Regions from separate parts of the Homo sapiens genome. Here regions 1, 2, 4 and 5 are each linked to region 3. The links are chromatin contacts, found by Hi-C or POLR2A ChIA-PET in ENCODE. All regions are on one chromosome and are shown on one strand. Each heading gives the region's core, a stretch centred on a gene start or an enhancer-like site at or near the end of the contact. The rest is flanking DNA. Distances are from core to core; before and after follow the strand shown. Region 1 overlaps LPP (LIM domain containing preferred translocation partner in lipoma). Region 2 overlaps LPP (LIM domain containing preferred translocation partner in lipoma). Region 3 has its middle 3.4 kb from the start of TPRG1-AS1. Region 4 overlaps LOC107986166 (a long non-coding RNA gene). Region 5 has its middle 45 kb from the start of LPP-AS2.

What was found. Hi-C counts contacts between places; a loop is a spot of excess contacts on that map. ChIA-PET counts read pairs that join two places held with the same protein, here RNA polymerase II (POLR2A). Pooled maps may share reads with other maps.
Region 1: a loop to region 3 is called in a map of gastrocnemius medialis, with 4 times the contacts of the local background. The contact joins two enhancer-like sites. A Hi-C loop is called at or near these places in 3 of 168 maps with a recorded cell type or tissue (chondrocyte, gastrocnemius medialis and naive thymus-derived CD4-positive, alpha-beta T cell) and 10 of 50 pooled maps. POLR2A ChIA-PET finds 5 or more read pairs at or near these places in 1 of 52 experiments (MCF 10A).
Region 2: a map of OCI-LY7 shows a loop between it and region 3 (4-fold over the local background). The contact joins two enhancer-like sites. A Hi-C loop is called at or near these places in 2 of 168 maps with a recorded cell type or tissue (OCI-LY7 and Ramos) and 3 of 50 pooled maps. POLR2A ChIA-PET finds 5 or more read pairs at or near these places in 2 of 52 experiments (H1 and OCI-LY7).
Region 4: a pooled map shows a loop between it and region 3 (3-fold over the local background). The contact joins two enhancer-like sites. A Hi-C loop is called at or near these places in 1 of 168 maps with a recorded cell type or tissue (endothelial cell of umbilical vein), 1 of 37 single-sample maps with no recorded cell type and 4 of 50 pooled maps. POLR2A ChIA-PET finds 5 or more read pairs at or near these places in 3 of 52 experiments (HepG2, WTC11 and activated B cell).
Region 5: a loop to region 3 is called in a map of Right ventricle myocardium inferior, with 4 times the contacts of the local background. The contact joins two enhancer-like sites. A Hi-C loop is called at or near these places in 1 of 168 maps with a recorded cell type or tissue (Right ventricle myocardium inferior). POLR2A ChIA-PET finds 5 or more read pairs at or near these places in 1 of 52 experiments (Panc1).

Annotation. Positions count from the first base shown.
Region 1 is chr3:188,416,030-188,418,729 of GRCh38, forward strand. All of the region lies in intron 4 of LPP (LIM domain containing preferred translocation partner in lipoma), which reads left to right. Among named protein-coding and RNA genes, the nearest start is that of LPP-AS1, 150 kb to the right of the region's middle. Within about 2 kb of position 1,367, at least 5 of the 41 ENCODE cell types and tissues checked have a DNase peak (open chromatin) inside an H3K27ac peak, as active enhancers do; they include gastrocnemius medialis, where a contact is called at or near this core.
Region 2 is chr3:188,243,239-188,245,938 of GRCh38, forward strand. The region is part of intron 2 of LPP (LIM domain containing preferred translocation partner in lipoma); the gene reads left to right. Among named protein-coding and RNA genes, the nearest start is that of FLJ42393, 66 kb to the left of the region's middle. Within about 2 kb of position 1,318, at least 4 of the 41 ENCODE cell types and tissues checked have a DNase peak (open chromatin) inside an H3K27ac peak, as active enhancers do.
Region 3 is chr3:188,949,669-188,952,368 of GRCh38, forward strand. No RefSeq gene overlaps it. Among named protein-coding and RNA genes, the nearest start is that of TPRG1-AS1, 3.4 kb to the left of the region's middle. Within about 2 kb of position 1,368, at least 27 of the 41 ENCODE cell types and tissues checked have a DNase peak (open chromatin) inside an H3K27ac peak, as active enhancers do; they include gastrocnemius medialis, where a contact is called at or near this core.
Region 4 is chr3:187,992,813-187,995,512 of GRCh38, forward strand. It overlaps LOC107986166 (a long non-coding RNA gene), which reads right to left. Exons shown (of 5, transcript XR_001741061.2): 5 at 1,461-2,700. Among named protein-coding and RNA genes, the nearest start is that of LINC01991, 18 kb to the left of the region's middle. Within about 2 kb of position 1,444, at least 2 of the 41 ENCODE cell types and tissues checked have a DNase peak (open chromatin) inside an H3K27ac peak, as active enhancers do.
Region 5 is chr3:188,107,799-188,110,498 of GRCh38, forward strand. No RefSeq gene overlaps it. Among named protein-coding and RNA genes, the nearest start is that of LPP-AS2, 45 kb to the right of the region's middle. Within about 2 kb of position 1,338, at least 2 of the 41 ENCODE cell types and tissues checked have a DNase peak (open chromatin) inside an H3K27ac peak, as active enhancers do.

The DNA.
Region 1 (2,700 bases), core at 117-2,616, 530 kb before region 3:
CCATTTAGGGAACCTGGGTAAAATGTACATGGAAACTCTGTACTATTTTTGCAACTTTCTATGAGTCCATATTTAAAAAAAAATTAATAATAGTAAAATAAAGGAATGCATATAGATATCTTAATGTATTCTTCTCTTACTCAAAGTGCTATCTTACATGCCATCTGAATTGCTTGCATGATACTTTGAAAGATCACTGCTATATGTATCCCTGCCAAAATGTATGGCTTAAACCTGTGGTTTTCAAAGCTGGCCAGTCATCAGAAAGACTTGGAGAACATTTTTCAAAAGAAAAAAATTAAAGCAAGTCCTAGGTCCCATCACAATTTTACAGAATCAAAATATCTGGCCATGGGGCCCAGGAATCTGCATTAAAACAAAGCAAAATAAAAAATAAAACAGAACTTCCCGGGAATTGTGATTGATGCTCAACCAACGTTTGGGAACCACTCATTTATTTCATTAACTTCAGGGACCAGTGCCTTAATCTCCTTTGAACCTTCTCCAAGTCCTGAGAGTGTACTCTTCCTCCCGTAGTTAATGATGGTAGCTTTTGAAGTCTTGAGAGTCTTTATCTTGTGAACATTGTACAGATTCAGAGACCTAGAGCATCTTTCATGTTGCTATTCTTTTCCCTCAGTGCTTTCATTATAGACACCAATCGTTTGCATATGTTGTCCTGGGTCATTTTATTTGGGATCCAAAACCAGAAAATTTCAAACAACAACAAAAAAATGGATTCTTCGAGAATGCCCTAGCCATGGACAAGCTTCTGCATTACAGAGCTCTTGCTATTGTGTTGCTTTGGGTAGCAATGCCTGAAATCTCAGCCAATTTTGGGTCACAGTAGGCCTATGTAAATTATCTAAAAATGGATTCATTATGGACATTATAAAAATAAATCTGACACCTGAGCCTTTGGGCAAATATACCATATAAAGAAATCATACCCTAGAATAACGATTAACCTAAAGAACTTAAAAAAAATCAGTATGATATTTTTATCATCCTTTCTTAAAATTACTGCATTCAGAGAGACCTGATGGCTGAGGACAGCACCTGGGGCAGAGGAGTATAGGTCATTGGGATGTGGCATCCTGAGTCTTCTAGCAGTTTGCTCTTCCAGCACTCTCCCTTATTATATGTTCTTTACATTGTTCTGTATGTCGCTGTCTTCAAACAGAATAGATAAGTCTACTAGTCAAGATAGACATATAACAGGCACCACATGTGCATAAAAATTGCATTATGTAAATTTAGTGCCGTAATATAATATGAAGGATGTCCTCTAGGAGGAACTGGGGAAAGCATCACAGACGAGGACACATCTGATCTGAGTGTTGGAGAATGAGTTAGTTGTTTACCAAGCAGAAAAGGGTGGTGGACAGCATGGCATGCCAAGTAAAGGGAACAGCATGTGCAAAAGCAGAGAATGGCCCCCATCCTGACCCTTGTAATTTTGGCAGCTCTTTGCTGATGTCCTCAGGCAATGCATCTGGGCTCCTGGGAATAGCTTTGCAATGTGAACAGAGTGACTTCACTATGGGTAGACCTAAATGTTCTAGCGTGCTCTGAAACTTACCTCTAGAAATAGCTCCAGGAAGTTAGGTAGCTTCAGAGAGGAAGGACCAAGAAATATGATCTTATACCACAGGCAAGAAGTACTTTCCTGGAGGTACTGGCCAGAAGTACTATTGCTATCTCTCTGCACTTGTCTGTTATATTTTAGAATGAAATGTGCCTGTGCATACAAATGCTAAGGCAAGAAAGAAAAAGCAAAAGGCAATTCTCTTTAAATCTCCTGAAATAATTTCAGGCAGCTTTTTTTACCTAGTCAAACACACACGCTTAAGAATGGAGTTGTAAGCTAACTTAATCATTTTTTGTTTTGTTTTGCTCTCTTACTTGTTCACACGTTGGGGTAATCCTGAGAAAACAGGAAGCAATGAAAGAAGGATTTTATTGTGAAATGTTCATTACAACTTGTAATTTTAAAATGTGTTTGTATGAGTGTGCACAAATGTGAATAAATTTTAGAGCACTTTCTCACATAATATCTAGTTTAATCACCAGAATATCCTGCAACGTTATTATAGTTCCTACATTATTATGGTTCCTAAAGACAAATGAAAAATCTGTGATTCAGAGACCCAAGGTTAGGCTAATAAATGTAGAAGTCACATTTGACCAAATTTTAGTATCTTCCCTTAAGTATTGGTAATGTACGATAAACACTATTTGGTAATAATGAATTATTACAATTACTAAAACAACTTATCTGGCAGAACAGTATCTTAACTATTTGAAAAATATTGTAGTGGATTTATTAGCTTCCATTTCATCTGAAGTCCACTTTGCTTTACTGCTTACTTTATCTTTCTAGCTACTCTGTAAAAAAGTTATTATCACCCTCAATCTGCCAAGTATAATGTATGTAAAGTGAAATAACTAGCATATTGCAAAGCTGGGAATTGAACCCTTGTCTCCTAAATCCAAGTCTGTAGCTGTTCCTCAGCAGTACACTGTATCTCATGTTAATGCCATTATTACTTGTATTAAATGAAATAATTTTTCCATCATTATTTTCCCGAATTATTACTATCCAGAGCGATTTGAAGGTTAAGGTCATCCAAATAATGTGTGAAAATTGCTTAAAATCAATCTCCTGTGCATGGATGTCTATGATGTATACAAATATAA
Region 2 (2,700 bases), core at 68-2,567, 710 kb before region 3:
CCACACTGTAAAACAAACTAGTGAGAACCGATTTAAAACTGTTTCTACCGTTCCCCCTACCCCTCAGGTTATTTTAGTTTCCCATGACTCATAAAGGAAATCTTCAGGATTCACAAGAAATTGGCAATTCTTTTCCATCTTTGCTGTTGAGTATTGATAGGAAAACAGCATAGTTTGGGGCAATTTAAGTAGAGAACAAACCTCCGGGGGCTTGGGGTGGTGTCTCAGAAGGCCGGATCTGGGAAGGGCCTTTGAAAAGCTTGCACGGAAAGCTGCGAAATAAATCGTTTCTTTTTCTCTTTCTTTACGTTCTAAAATCTCGTGATCTGTTTCTACAATACACAGGCTAATTGATGTTATCCTTTTGGCATGATTCTTGCTGTCCTGGGGTCTATCACTTGCAGGCTATGAGAATGAGGCCATAGACCACCACACTGGCAGCACTGAGCAAAAGGTGCTAGACCCTTCTGAGTTCAGGTGCTGTGTAACTGGTGCTGTGATTGGACAGGGTGACTAACCTCAGTCTCTCTGGGTGTAATTTCTTCACTGTGGAAAGAGGAGGCTAACTAGAAAGTTCACTCTGACACTAATCTGAGTTCAGGTCCACATCTTTTTTTTTAATTAATTATTTTATTTTTAAAATTTTTATTTTTTTGAGACAGAGTCTCGCTCTGTCGCGCAGGCTGGAGAGTAGAGGCACAATCTCTGCTCACCACAACCTCCACTTCCCGGGTTCAAGCGATTCTCCTGCCTCAGCCTCCTGAGTAGCTTACAGGTGCCCGTCACCACGCCCGGCTAATTTTTGTATTTTTAGTAGAGGTGGGGTTTCACCGTGTTGTGCAGGCTGGTCTCGAACTCCTGGCCTTAAGATATCTGCCTGCCTCGGCCTGCCAAAGTTCTGGGATTATAGAAGTGAGCCACTGCGCCCAGCGCACATACAATTGTAGGAAGGCTGAGAATGGCTTTTAATTTGGGAGCGTTTAAAAGCAAACATGCTTCCTCAAGACAACAGTAACAAAAAATTGACATCGTTGAGGTGGGAACTTCTTTAATGCTACCTGAGCCTCTTGCTGAAATGGTTCTATGCAGTTTTGCATAGCTAGGAGTGGTAAGCTCATTCACAGACATGGAAGAGGCAGAGTGGGCTTAGGGAGAGGCACCAGTCTAGTGGTCCAACTTGGGTTCTGGGTTCCAGTCCTGCTTCTGCTACTAACCCCATGAGACCTTGGAATGCCCATCTCTAAGGTTTCTTTCAGAGCTGAATCACTGTTTGGTCTGTGATTCATCAAAGCAATTAGAAGACTATGCCTCTCCTTCAAGACCAAGACTTTGGTCAGAATACTCCCTAGGGACTTTCTCACTGTGTGTGGCACTCTTCTCTATTAGACGCTTTATTCATTCTCCATTGTATTAGAGTCAAAAGTATGATTGTTTGTTGTAGAGGTGCCTTTTCCGTGTCATCTCTGATAATCTACCCCTCTCTCTCTGAGTAACCTAGGCTTTTAAAACACATCTCCTTTGGCTTAATCACACTGCCTGGTGTCTACTCAGCATTATGTGTTTGTTGTCTGCCCTGAACTGTGAACTCAGCCATGTCCTGCTCATTTCTGAAGCCTCAGCATGTACATCGGTATCTGGTTCATGGTAGATTTTCAATGAATCTGAGTGAATGAATGATGGATGAATGATTTTGTATCTCCTTACTAGGCATATGTTCCTTGAGGGCATGGACCGTGTCTAATGGGTGGCTACCTAGTGTCTCATTCTTGGTCCGTTGTTAGTGGTGATTTTTGTCCTCTTCTTTGCACTCATCATTCTAGGCTTGTATTAGGGTAAATTGTTAGCATAATTCTGCCTTGTTTCCCACCCTGCCCCCGCCTTTTTTTTCTTTTGAAACAGAGTCTTGCTCTGTCACCCAGGCTGGAGTGCAGTGACACAATCTTGGCTCACTGCAACCTCTGCCTCCCGGGTTCAAGCAATTCTCCTGCCTCAGCCTCCCAAGTAGCTGGGATTACAGGCACCCGCCACTACGCCTGACTAATTTTTGTATTTTTCATAGAGACAGGGTTTCATCATGTTGGTCATGCTGGTCTCGAACTTCTGACCTCGTGATCTGCCTGCCTCGGCCTCCCAAAGTGCTGGGATTACAGGCTTGTTTGCTTTTAAACAGTTTGTGGGCAGGGATGGTATTTTCTTATGATTCTATTCCTCACAGATCCTGGCCCAGAGCCATTAGCAGAGAAAATTCTCAGTAGATGTTTGCTGACCTAAACTTCATTCCACCACCTTTGCCTTCCTTTTGCCTTTTCACCTCCTCTTAGAAGGTACCTTATATGATAATGTCACCTATGCAATAAAGACCACAAAGTAAATTTAATAAAATAGAAGGCATGCTTCCCTCTTTTCTAACCCCACACTTTTTTTTTTTTAAGATCAAAATAACGTTGCATTTGTGTGTGCCCTGCTTTTATTTATTTATTTCTTTTGTAGACACGAGGTCTCACTATGTTGCCCAGGCTCTCTCCAACTACTGAGCTCGGTGATCCTCCCACCTCGGCCTTCCAAAGTGCTAAGATTATAGGTGTGAGACACCACACCCAGCCCAGCCCTGCTTTCACAAAAAACAAAATAATGATGAATATATTGTACTACCCTCACTGTTTTCATTTGTCTGTGAATGCTTTTTATTTTATCAGGAAA
Region 3 (2,700 bases), core at 118-2,617:
CAGCCTTGGGTTATGCCATTTTTGTGCTTGCTAGATCCCTCTTATGCCATAGAGATTTCTCTGTGGATACAAACTCTGCTGTTGATCTCAATACTGATGGCTAAGGTATATCATAATACATCATAAATACATCCTGGTTTGCCATCTCAGTTTATGACTTTGTCTTGGTATAATATAAAATGTACCTTATGGCTAAGGTACATCATAAGGTACATCATAATACATCCTGATTTGCCATCTCAGTTTATGACTCTGTCTTGGTATAATTAGTTATTAATAGGTCCCTCCTTCACCTTGAAGTTTTTGGGTTTGGATGATAAATTATACAGTCACCTTACTGAGGGTCTCTATCCAAGTACATGGTACATTAGCAGGGGCTCAGTAAATGTGGCAAAGTACCTTAAAGGGCATTTAAAGGATCTTTTATACCCAGGTCACTGGGGCTCTCAGCCCTACCCTTTTCACTCCTTTTCTGGAGGCAGGCTACCATTTGTTCCTCTTCTCTCAAGGACTGCAGAATGACCTATGACCACTTTCTTTTTGACAAGCCTTTCCAGGATTTCAAAATGCTCTGACCCAACAAGAGAAATCACTTACCACAATCCTACCCCTTCTTCTCAGCCCCTAAACAGTAGAACAGCCACTGGATATTGGAAATAGGTATCAGACACTAGAGAAGGTCAGAACACAGCTGGTGCGATATATCATTTCCAGCCTCAACTGGACTTTTGGCCTTGCCCAATTTCTTTTTTTGTTTGTTTGTTTGTTTGTTTTTGTTTTTGAGATAGAGTCTTGCTCTGTCACCCAGGCTGGAGTGCAGTGGCATGACCTCGGCTCACTGCAACCTCTGCCTCCTGGGTTCAAGTGATTCCCCTGCCTCAGCCTCCCGAGTAGCTGGTACAGGTGCCCACCACCATGCTTGGCTAATTTTTGTATTTTTAGTAGAGATGGGGTTTCACCATGTTGGCCAGGCTGGTCTCGAACTCCTGACCTCAGGTGATCTGCCTGCCTCAACCTCCCAAAGTGCTGGGATTATAGGCATGAGCCACTGCGCCCAGCCAGACTTGCCCAATTTCTTTGACAGTCCAAGTTTTCAGAATTGCCTCTATTTACACAGTTGCCTTAGGAGAGGATCACAACTTGGAAAGCTTGAAGCTTCTTTATTATAAACTATGTAGTTAACATTCTAGGTTCTGTTCAGAGGTCAGAAAAGATAAGGTCTCTTGTGCTTTTTCATCATAATAAAAAACTTACTCAAAAGTCAGCCTGTTGGGGTGAGTGTTTGTTGACTTTTTAAACAAGATATCAAGCATTTGGAAGTAACAGAGGCAATACGCCCAGCCGTGTGAATGGAGCTCTAGCTTCAGCATCAGGAAGCCTGGGTCGACGTCTCCTCCTCTGACTCATTGCTTGCTGAAACATGAATCATATGCCCTTTCTCAGCACTGGGTCTCACTTCCTTCATCTCCCCTATAAAATGGGCGTATTTGCCATTCCTACCACACAGGAGGGGGCTGAGGCTTTCAGAGTCCTTGCTAATTACACACAAAAATATTATTAAAAGTAAAAATAAGCCATAGTGTGATTTTGACGCTCTGAAGAGGCACACGTGGAGGGTATGCGAAGCCATTTTATGACCTTGCTTCGTTTCTGGACATCCCAGTTCACTGAGAACAGGCTCTCAGAACGTGGGAATGGGCAGGAGAATCCATGTTGAGATGGAGATGCGAATGAGTCTGGTCTGTTTACGTGGGAGCAGGAGACCTTTGAGGAGATCACTCGCCAGCAATCAAGAAGAAGAACATGGAGACTGGGATGGAAACCCAAATAAGGCTATTCTGTGGAGGGCTCTGATGCCAAGGCTGGGGTGTTTGGACTCCCTTGAGGGTTATGGGAGATCAGTGGAGGTGACTGAGCAGGAGCATGGCACGACCCACAGTGTGTTTCAGTGAGACACTGTTTCATGGAGGGGCAGAAATGGGAGCTGGGGTCTGTCACCTTGTAAGCAAATGGCAGCTCCCCTCTGTCTGAGCTTCAGTTTCTCATCTGTTAAATAGATGGGTTAAACAGCAAATTGGTCTAATATGCTGTGATTCTATACTAAAGAACATGAGGAAACAGCTTGTCATATTGACGTGTGTGTGTGGAGGGTGTGTGTGTGTTTGGGTCAGGGGAAGAGGTGGGAATGCGGTAACTGCTTTGTTAGACACAAAGCCAAGTCCAGAGACCTTGTTCTTTAGGGAGGAAGCCTGAGCAGCCTCACGATCTCTAGCAGGTCTGAAGAACTTTCTGGGTATCTTTCTTTAGGCCACAGCACAGCACATCTGCACTTTAGGGCCTGGCCAGCGACCTCTGTCTAGACGTGTCTGCTGTCTACTTCCTAGTTCAGCTGAGAGAGCTAATATTTGAAAAGACTGGCCAGGCGCAGTGGCTCACGGCTGTAATCCCAGCACTTTGGGAGGCCGAGGCTGGCGGATCACCTGAAGTCAGTAGTTTGAGATCAGCCTGGCCAACATGGCGAAACCCTGAATCTACTAAAAATACAAAAATGAGCTGGGCGTAGTGGCAGGCACCTGTAATCCCAGCTACTTGGGAGGCTGAGGCAGGAGAGTTGCTTGAACTCGGGAGGCGGAGGTTGCAGTGAGCCGAGATCATGCCCTTGCACTCCAGCCTGGGTGACAAGAGCGAAACTCTGTCTCA
Region 4 (2,700 bases), core at 194-2,693, 960 kb before region 3:
ATTGATATCCTAACATCTCAAAGTTCAGTGTGAAACAAATACCAGAATGAATTCCATAGCTAGCTGTAGAATAATGATGACAAGACTATTTCCATATTATGGCTGAGGAATTTTAAGTATTATGAAAGTCAATGGGTTGCCCATTCTTTCTTTCAATAAATATTCATTAAGCTCCTCCTATATACCCAGAACTGGATACCAAGGCAAACAAAGCAGGCATAAAGCTTATTGGCTACTGAGCGAACAGTCATAAAATAAAAAATAAGCACAGAAATATATCTAAAATCACAAATTATGATTTGTGATGAGAGAAAAAGTATACGATAGTGTAAAGAAACATAACAGAAGGGATGGCATAACCTACATGGTGGGTCCGATCCGTCCTTTCTGAAGGAGTGATCCTTATGCTGTGAGCCAGAAAAAAAAAGCGAGAGGCAAGCAGGCATCAAGACCAGCCTGAAGGCCCCAAGACTGGAAAGTGGGTGGCCAGTATAGAAGAGGAAGGACAAAAGAGGGGGTCAAGGGGAAAGGCAAGGGCAGACTATGTGACCTTCTAAGCCATGGCAAGAACTTTGAACTTGATTCTAAGTACAGTGAGAAGCCATGGAAGAGTTTTTGTTTGTTTGTTTGTTTGTTTTGTTTTTTTGAGAAGGAGTTTCGCTCTTGTCACCAGGCTGGAGTGCAGTGGTGCTATCTCGGCTCACTGCAACCTCCGCCTCCCAGGTTCAAGTGATTCTTCTGCCTCAGCCTCCCAAGTAGCTGGGACTACAGGCGCCAGCCACCACACCTGGCTAATTTTTTATTTATTTTTTATTTTTTTGTATTTTTAGTAGAGACGGGGTTTCACCATGTTGGCCAGGATGGTCTCGATCTCTTGATCTTGTGATCCACCCACCTCGGCCTCCCAAAGTGCTGGGATTATACACATGAGCCACTGAGCCCGGCCCATCAAAGAGTTTTAAACAGGGAAGAGTTGTGATCTAATTAACATTTTAAAAAATGTATCCCACTAATTGTGGAAATGGATTGGACAAGGGTGAGAGACTATTTACTGAAGTTACTGTAAAAGATGATTGAATAGAGTCTAGGGAGGTTTAAATCCCAGTTACCATAACTCAAACCACAAAGGCCTGTTTCTAAAAAAAATCATTACTTGTGATTTATAATCTAAAAAAACAGTATGCCATTTTATTAAGCAGAGTCATATTTTTTCAAATGTCTTATCAACTAAGATGACCCAAAGTCATGGGGGTTGGTTCAGGGCAATGCAATTTCTAGCTGGCATTCCTGGCCATCGTTTTCTACTTTCCAGGTTTTCCAAGAATAGTGGTTGAGAGGGGTAGTCAAAATTGGGGAATAAATATATAGGTCATTTGTATCTGATTCTCCCACCCAGCCTCAACCTCACTACACAGCAACAGCAACAAATGTCAGTGGCAGGAAGTACACAACAAGAAGAATTAACCACAATTTTTTTAATCCAAACTTACAAACATAGTCAGTCACACATACACATACAGTTGGTTTGAAGTGGAGTGAGGGGCGGTAGCCAGCCTTCTTACTTTTTAACCAATAGGATCTCATGTTAGCCATCAAAGCAACAGACTTTCAGTCAGTTGACCTTTCATGATAGAGGGTTTTGTGGGGAGAAGAGAGAGAAAGGAGAGAAAAAAAATTGAGGTTTTTGCATCATTTGTCATTCTAATAGTTGAAGACTGAATCAGTCTTATGTTGCAGACACATTAATTTGATTAAGATACAATCCATGGGTCATTCAGGCATGTAAAGTACTCTTGCTTAATTGCAAAATTAACAATAGAATAGGATAAATCATTACCAAACTGGAGGTTGTTCTGGGACTCATGGACTTTTTCCCTCACTCAATTCATTTTCTCCATCTAAAGTTCTTTTTGACACTTTGTTAAAGGAAAAATCGGGGCTAAGGCAACAGTAAGTGGCAAACCAACATTCAATTCTCAAGGCATTAGTTGAGGGACCTCATGCTCTCTCAGAACAGGAAATGCCGGTAGACCCATCTTACAAAAAGGATCGAAGAGTCCCTTCAGCTCCAAAGAGTTCATAACCATCTCATGATTCACAGAACTGTAGGAAGTTATCCAATGCCTCAAGACATCCACTCTGAAACCTGAAGCCTAAGATCCTAGTTTCCATTTTTATTATATAACTCCTTGTCTGCCATCTCATTTCTTTTCAGGAGCAGCCTAATTTTCAGGCCCTGAGCAACTTTTAGTCAAAAAATATCTACTATATTCCAGGCACTGTGGTAAGTGATAAAAATATAAAAACAAAGACTGTTCCTGGATCTCAACAAGCATTTCCTCTAGCTTGTCACTGAATTCCCTCCCTTCTGTGACTTCATGAGAGACACCTGGCTACAGCTTGGTGCCCACTGATGTGCTGTAACAGAAGCATGCACAGCACTATGGCAACACACAAAAGAAAATTAATCAAAGAGTAGGTGTGATTTCAGTTGGCCTAAAATTGAATTAGGAGGAGTTGACCATTCAGAGGAGAGAAGAGAGAATTCCCAGCAGAGGGAACAGCATGAATCAAGGTGGGGAAGTGCAGGGATGCAGGGGTTATGTGGTCATTACCCCTGCAAGAAGCAACCAGGTGCTTTCACTTATGTTGACAGGAAGTATCAGTGACCAAACATACAATCCAAATCTGGGAGAGTTA
Region 5 (2,700 bases), core at 88-2,587, 840 kb before region 3:
GGCAACCCAACGCTGTCTTTTTCTCTCCCCCTCATTTCTCTTTTTTTCCCTGAAACACATCTTAGAAAGAGAAAGACTTTCTAATGAGGCAAGACAAGCAGGACATTAGCCCCTAGCACCAATTTTAGCACAGGCAGTTGAAAGCATCCTAGTTAGTCAGTGAATGCTACCTGCAGGGCCCATCTGCTTGCCTTTTGAAATGTTTGGCCCTTGCTTTGAAACTTTTTAAAAATATAACCAAGTATTCTCTTTATCAAAAGGACTCTCTCTGGCAGAGGTAAGGGATTGAACTGTCTAAATATTCCAAAGCCAAGCTTGCTCTAGGCAAAGGAAGGCAACATTTCTTTCTTTCTTTCTTTTAATTATACTTTAAGTTCTAAAGTACATATGCACAACGTGCTGGTTTGTTACATAGGTGTACATGTGCCATGTTGGTTTGCTGCACCCATTAACTTGTCATTTACATTCGGTATTTCTCTTAATGCTATCCCTCCCCCTGCCCCCTACCCCACGACAGGCCCCCGTGTGTTTCCTGCCCTGTGTCCCAGTGTTCTCATTTTTCAGTTCCCACCTATGAGTGAGAACATGTGGTGTTTGGTTTTCTGTCCTTGTGATAGTTTGCTCAGAATGATGGTTTCCATCTTCATCCATGTCCCTGCAAAGGACATGAACTCATCCTTTTTTATGGCTGCACAGTATTCCATGGTGTATATGTGCCACATTTTCTTAATCTAGTCTATCATTGGTGGACATTTGGTTTGGTTACAAGTTTTTGCTATTGTGAATAGTGCCACAGTGAACATACGTGTGCATGTGTCTTTATAGTAGCACGATTTATAATCCTTTGGGTATATACCCAGGAATGGGATCACTGGGTCAAATGGTATTTCTAGTTCTAGATCCTTGAGGAATTGCCACACTGTCTTCCACTATGGTTGAACTAGTTTATACTCCCACCAAGAGTGTAAAAGCATTCCTATTTCTCCACATCCTCCTCAGCATCTGTTGTTTCCTGACTTTTTAATGATCACCATGCTAACTGGTGTGAGATGGTGTCTCATTGTGGTTTGATTTGCATTTCTCTGCACCACTGATGATGAGCATTTTTTCATGTGTCTGTCGGCTGCATAAATGTCTTCTTTTGAGAAGTGTCTGTCACATCCTTTGCCCACTTTTTGATGAGGTTGTTTGTTTTTTTCTTGTAAATTTGTTTAAGTTCTTTGTAGATTCTGGATATTAGCCCACTGTCAGATGGGTAGATTGCAAAAATTTTCTCCCATTCTGTAGGTTGCTTGTTCATTCAGGACATAGGCGCAGGCAAGGACTTCATGACTAAAACACCAAAAGGAAGGCAACATTTTTTACATTTACAAGATGTCATCCTGCATAGCATTGACTTCATTCATTGTTTACTTCCTGAATTCATGATGTGGTCAAAGTTAGCGGGGCATGAGTAGTGTGGCAGGATGGGTAGAGAAACAGATAAATTAGGTAAGGTCCAGTCCTTTAAGAGTTTAGTCTAGATGGCAGAGAGGCACCCACATTCAAATAACTTTAATGAAAGATAGAAAGTGAATACCGTAGCCCTCATCAGGGGTCAGGCTGAAGAGGTGGGGGTAAAAAAGCATTACTATTGGAATCATTTTAGCAGGTTTTCAAGATATTCTGAATTCCCCTTATGAGCTTTGTTTGGACACAAAACTCATGATTATACTGGTCACAGACACTATGTCCTAGTCATACAACTGTGACCAAAAAAGACATGGTCAATGTCATTATGGAACTTACACAGGACTTGATGGAAGTAGACCATAGCCAAACAATTAGGCAACTAAATATACAGTTACAAGTAGAAAAATAAAATTTTGGGCCGGGAGTGTTGGCTCATGCCTGTAATCCCAGCACTTTGGGAGGCCAAGGCGGGCGGATCACCTGAGGTCAGGAGCTCAAGACAGGCCTGGCCAACATGGTGAAACTCTGTCTCCACTAAAAATACAAAAATTAGCCGGGCATGATGGCATACACCTGTAGTCTCAGCTACTGGGGAGGCTGAGGCAGGAGAATTGCTCGAACCTAGGAAGCGGAGGTTGCAGTGAGCTGAGATGGCACCACTGCACTCCAGACTGGGTGAAAGAGCAAGACTCTTTCTCAAAAAAAAAAATAAAAAGATTTTGGAGAGTCTAAGAGGAAGAGGAAGAATTGTTTCCAGCTTAGGTGTGGTGGGAAGGTATCAAAGAAGATTTTATGGATAAAGAACCATTCATGCTCAATGTTGAAAGTTGCATATGATTTGGATATTGAGTGGCAGTAGGGGAAGGGGATTCCCTTTGAAGGGCACAGCGTGAACAAGGGCAACAAAGCAGGAAAGGGCAGGAGACACACTCTGCTGTGAAGTCATGGCAGAGCCACTGAACTTTTCTGGGCAGTGGAATTATTAGCTACATATTTTAAAAAGATTTGTTTAGCAGCATTACAGGAAGGAAGGAGGGAGGAACAGAGATAAGGAAGGTGGACCTTTGGGCAGCTACCAAAATATAAAATGGAAGAAGAGCAGTCAGTGGCAGAGGGGATGGCAAGAAGGAAGTGGACAGAAGAGGCATTGCTGGTTTATAATCCTGAGAATTTGGCAATAACTAGATGGCAGGGGGCAGAGTAAAGGGATGGGTGAGAGAGGGGAGAATAAAAGATAATTCCAATGTG